2 separate regions of the Homo sapiens genome follow, and region 2 is linked to region 1. A link is a loop called in an ENCODE intact Hi-C map of the cell type or tissue named here. Cell type or tissue: heart left ventricle. All regions are shown on one strand. Links, peaks and the distances in the headings refer to the core of each region. The heading gives the core; the rest is flanking DNA. Region 1 overlaps NFIB-AS1 (NFIB antisense RNA 1). Region 2 has its middle 68 kb from the start of MPDZ.

Region 1 (2,829 bases), core at 19-2,518:
GTGGCCAGTGCTAGCTGACAACTAGTACACGTTTTAAATAATGTGCATATTAAGATTATGGGGTCCCAAACAAAATATGCCTGAGGCTGGGGCAGCGTGAGACACTAGTACGCACTTTTTGTCACTAACTGGATTAAAACTTCCCATTCTCTGGTAGTCACTAGGAGGGAACTTATGGATCCCAGAGGTTTTCTTGAAGTGGGAAAAAGAAAGGCACAGATACTCCCCAGGATGTTATTTCCCAAGATTCCACATGAGCTAGTGTGGCTCGGACCAAGATTTTCTTTTCCCAGGGATGGATACTGAGGATTTCACAATAAGAATATCTTGAGAAAAGGCCCCACACGAGGAACTAGTGTTTGGGGTTGAGGGCTAAGTTTAGCCCTGCATGTGGCTGATGCTGGTGGGCTTTGGGAAGCTGGAGCTGAATATGCTACCCAGAATGGTCAGCAAGGCCCTGAGGGGCAGTGCAGCCCCGTGTAAAAACAGCACCGAGACAGAGCAAGAAACAACAGTGAGAGCAGGACTGATTTCGTCTCCTGTTTTTTGCCTGGGGTTTACGAGCAGGACTCCTCTCTTGCACTCCACCAGTTTCAGGATTATTAAGGGGTCCTCAGCTGGGGTGAGTTAGGAGGGCTGAGCTGGAGAGTAAAACTGGATGGTCTGAGGGTCTGGGTGATCCTGAGCACTTAATTATGAATAATGATACACTTCAGTTTTATAGTGCATGCCATACCAGTGGATTCTAATTTGGAAGGGAAACTTTTGCTCTTGCTGAAAGGAATGTCAGTCACCGGTGAGTGGTCATGGGGCTGTTATGGGGAGATCCTGTTTTTAAGGATATACACTGATTTATAGAAGCTCACTGAAAATATTATAGCGGAATGTTTGGTCAGGAGGTCTGCTTTTCTAGTTCTATTTCTGCTCAGTACTGGCTAACTGAAGAGTGTAAATTTTAAAAGAAGTAATTTCTTATGCACACTGTGCAAAATCCCTCAGGGGAATGAGTGAAAGACTGTTTGAAATGCTCTGAATTTCTTGGAAAAGAGTTGCTGTATAAATTAATATAGGGCCTTCTTTTTCATTGCAGGTCTGCAGGACACACCAAAGAACTCCTCCAAGTCACACAAGGGAGAAAATTAACTTCATTGGCTTCTATCAGGAAAGCTATTTTTTTTTTCCTCTTCTTTCCTGCAAGTTTCCCAAACCCCATGACTCTGATTTCCAGGTCAGAGACTAAGGTTTTATTTTTCTTACTCTGTATACTTTATATGTGGAGAGTCCCTGAAGGAACACTGTGATGGGCTGATTACTGTGAGCCAGTTGTGGGCCAGACCTGGCCTCAGGTGCTGCAAAGGGAATTCAGTCACCCCTGTGCAGTGATCTGTGAGCCCCAAGTCAGATCCAACTTTTTCCTGATAGACAGCACCCTCCTCCTCCCTACCAAGAAATAGCAGGGTTGGAGGTAGTGACCCAATATTCAAGAGGTTTGAAATTCTACATGAGATATTTCTGAGTTAACTCCTAAATAGCAGTTTCCTTAATCATGTGGAAAATAAGAACACTTACTAAAGAGACCATTGGTTTAAGAGAAATGGAAACTTATGTCCACGTAAAAACCTGTAAATGAATGTTCACAGCAGCCTTTTCATAATAGCCAAAAAGGGAAAGCAATCCACACGTCCATCAACCAATGAATGGATAAACTTAACGTGGGATATACGTGTAATGGAATGCTATTTGGTGAAGAAAGAAATGAAATATTAATACATGCGTTAACAAGGATGGACCTTAAAATATCATGCTAAGTAAGAGAAGCCTGTCACAAAAGAATATGTATTGTACCATTCTACTTATATGAAATTCCTAGAATAGGCAATTCTATAGGGACAGAAACTAGACTAGTGATTGGCTAGAGCTTGGGGAGAGTTTGGGGAGCCTGGAGGATGACAGCAAAGTGGTGCAGAGTTTCTTTTTAGGTTGATTAAATGTTGTAAAATTAATTGTAGTGATGGTTGTGCAACTTTGTGATTTTGTTAAAAACCATTGCATTTTGCCCTTTAAATGGATGAATTGCACAATGTGTGAATTAGACATAAGTTTATTTACATAATTAATATCTATTTATTGATATATAACTCATATATCAATAAATATATACTATATAAAATAATTTTATATTTATATAAAATGTGAATTATATATAAATACATAAATAAAACTGCTAAAAACTAAAAAATATATACTTTAAAAAAAGGCTGTTCGTTTCTTTCACATTTTCTGAGCACAATCACTTTGGGATAAATGTGTCCAGGCTTAAAAAGCCAGATTTTATGGGCTAACTAAAATGGAAATGTGAAAAACTGTGTTTTTTTCCATAGGAGGAGAGAGTCTGATTTGCAGGTACGTGCATACCCACAGCAGTCATACTTGTAATTCTTGGAAACTTTGCTGAAAGTTTTTTCCTAGCCTGAAATCATTAAAATATGTTGAAACAATGACACTGAGGACTGAGGTGGATTCGTTGTTTTTGTCTTCCCAATGTTACTTTCTCCTTCTTTAGGTAGTAGCACCCCAGTTTTCTCTAAAAGAAACCACACACCCTATTTCCAGTTCATGTGGTTTGGCTATTGCTGACCTTACACCCTAGGCTCTATGACTCAGGCCCCATCAGTCAGCGTATTTTATCCAGTGGTCTGTTGCAGCCAACTCATATCAACTCATCCAAATCAACTGGTAAATGTTCAGAAATTTCATGTGCCAGTTGTTAAACACTCACCATTAAAATTTAAAGTTCACAACCTTATAATTAAATTATGTTAAAAATGA
Region 2 (2,829 bases), core at 53-2,552, 1.0 Mb before region 1:
ATGTTAGACAAGTCATTTTAACCTCTAAGATTTTCAGATTTACCTCCTATGATACAGGCATCATAATAATACTTAACTATTAGAATACTGCCAATTAAATGAAATCATGGATGTAAAGAATGTATACATCTAAATCATTGTATTGTCTTGAATATAATAAGCACTCAATATGTATATTATTATTATCTTATTGTGGTAGTAATTAATGATACAATTTTAAAATTGTATTTCTTTGGGAGGGCCAGTAATTTTTTCAGTTTAGACTGGAAAGATAGATTGGCTGTAGACAAGACATTTTAAAAATTGACAGGAATGTGACTCTCCTAGCCTTAGGCCGTAGGAATATTTATATTCAATTAGTTTCTTGGGTGTTATTACACTTTAAAAATGCAAAATATATTTGTGTCCATTTTACAGAAAAAGAAAATAGAGCTGCCTAAATATTAGATGGTCAATCTATGGATTCCTAGGGGACCTCAGAGATCAAGGGAATCACAGCCATGTTACTACATACTGCCTTATTTAACTTTCTATTTCTCCTCATCACCAGCTCCAGGCAAGACCACAGATTTAAGTTAAGCATATAATGGATGGGAGAAGGCAGGAGTAGGTGGGGAAGACTGATCTGGGTAGGAGGTAGGCTGATTGCCAGATTCCCCAGGGTGATACGGAAAGTTTTTATTATAATTTAGTAGAAAGTCTTATGCCAAAAGTGTTTCCATAAATAAATACAAATGTTGGTTCTTGTTGAAAAATGCAAATCAGATGGTTTCAATGCTTTAAACCTTACTTGGAATACCTTAAATAACAAGCACAAACATTTACGTGTGTACATATATACATTTAAATGTATACCAAATTAGGCACGTAGAAAATGTATTAGAAAATCTATTATAACAGACCCCCACCAGCGTCCTGACATCAGGCTGAAATGCAAATCAAATAATGCAACCCTGGAAGCACTGCAGGAACTTTCATCACCACAGTAAGTATTCATTAGACCTTTCTTTAGGTTGTATTTAAACAATCGCAGCCAAAGGCAGACAGAAATAAACATCTGGTCTGTCTGGCTGTATCATTCCTATTCCAAAATATTAATCTTCTACTTAGAGGACATCAAAACAAACTTGGGCAGATTAAATATGCCAGTATCTGATCCAAAGTCTGACTGTTCTATATGAAGTAGAACTGATCTGATGTTTTTTCTTGACAGCTGAAGCACATATTACAAGGCTTTCTTAGAACTAGGATGTTGGCGTAAACTATAGGGACCTGGTGGTTGAGTTGAACTAAGATTGTCCATTCCTCATAAAACATCTGTAGAATATTTGGGTATTACTTGAGTGGCATAGATGATGAACATATATAGTTTCCTTTATTAAAGCTTTCCTGACAAAATCAAAATATTTTCTAAGCTATGGTGGCCAATTTGCTTCTAGATAATGAATTCCTGGGAAAGAAAAACTGTATTCTAAGACTATTGGCTAGTCTATCAAATTGCAAACTTTTCCAAATATAAGGTAGATTGAGGACAGATTTCATATTTAAATTATAAATCATCATTGAACATTTTTATTGATAAGTAAAGAGAATGTCAATAGTAACAATAACTATAGTGATTATCATTATTATGTGCCCCATAATTCACACATCTTATTATAAAAAATACATATATATTGCAAAAATACATTATAAAATATAATACGCCCTTTAAGTAGTTTCGTCATTAAGTGACTTGGAGGTGGTTGGAGACTTAAGTAGTGGCTAAGATGGAACTTAAAAGCAGGTCCCATGTTCTGCCTTAAAAAAGTTCTGGGCATGGTGGCTCATACCTATAATCCCAGCATTGTGGGAGGCCAAGGCTGGAGGCTCATGTGAGGCCAGGAGTTTGAGAATATCCTGGGCAACATAGTGATACCCTGTCTCTACAAAAAATAAAAAACAATTATCTGGGTGTGGTGGTGCACATTTGTAGTCCCAGCTACTCAGGGGCTGAGGTGAGATGATTGCTTGAACTCAGGAATTTGAGGCTGCAGTGAGCTATGATTGGGCCACTGCACTCCAGCCAGAGAAAAACCCTTTCTGAAAAAGAAGATGAATAAATAAAAGAGAAGAACAAGGAGGAGGAGAAGGAGAAGGAGAAGAACAGGAGGAGGAGGAGGAAGAGGAAGAAGAAGTGGCGGTGGAGGAGGAGGAGGACCTCTTTTTCTGATTGGGAAATGATGACTTATATTTTAAAATTAAATGAAGGACTTAATAAAATGGCATATTATGACCCATAGACAACTTTTGAAAGCTGAGAATGAGGTAAATAATGACTTCAAATCTACTAGTTTATGTAACTCTTCCACAATTTGACTTTGGTTAAGAGTGTTCCAGTGAAGCACTTGAATAGGTTTGTAGAAACTCTCATTGCCACAAATGGAAAAAATAGTCCAAATGCATATTTTAATAACAGCAGTTATGTAAGTGAAAGATTACATGATTAATTTGTAAATAAACACTATTCATTTATGAGTAGATAAATTATGAATAGATAAACCACATTGTGCTAGGTGTAGGTGGTAGGGATGAATAAGGTATTTTGTCTGCCCTCAAAGACTGCATTCTAGTAAAATGAAGTGGGACTGAATATGCTCACCTTATGCCCAGGAGCCAGGTATATATGAATGGCAATGCACTTAGAGATCGTATGATGCCTTTGGTACTGGAATCTGTAAAAGTTTTCGTGAATGGTAAAGCTGGATTTAACATTTACTAGGTTAACAGTAGAAGCAGCAGCATGCCAGGGCTGCCACTGGGCAGGTAACTAACACTGGAGGAAGTACA

What was found. Peaks named below come from ENCODE experiments on the same cell type or tissue, not always from the same donor. Only the 100,000 strongest peaks of a DNase experiment are listed, where the experiment ranks them.
Region 2: it touches region 1 in a loop (4-fold over the local background); 31 of 110 quality-filtered maps call a loop at or near these places.

Annotation. Positions count from the first base shown.
Region 1 is chr9:14,356,062-14,358,890 of GRCh38, forward strand. It overlaps NFIB-AS1 (NFIB antisense RNA 1), which reads left to right. Exons shown (of 2, transcript NR_186536.1): 2 at 1,091-2,503. It also overlaps a transcript of NFIB not described here. Among named protein-coding and RNA genes, the nearest start is that of NFIB-AS1, 40 kb to the left of the region's middle. RefSeq lists an enhancer at 1-220. In heart left ventricle, for the core only: no CTCF peak of the experiment used is centred there; no DNase peak of the experiment used is centred there; H3K27ac peaks cover 387 bases.
Region 2 is chr9:13,346,253-13,349,081 of GRCh38, forward strand. No RefSeq gene overlaps it. Among named protein-coding and RNA genes, the nearest start is that of MPDZ, 68 kb to the left of the region's middle. In heart left ventricle, for the core only: no CTCF peak of the experiment used is centred there; no DNase peak of the experiment used is centred there.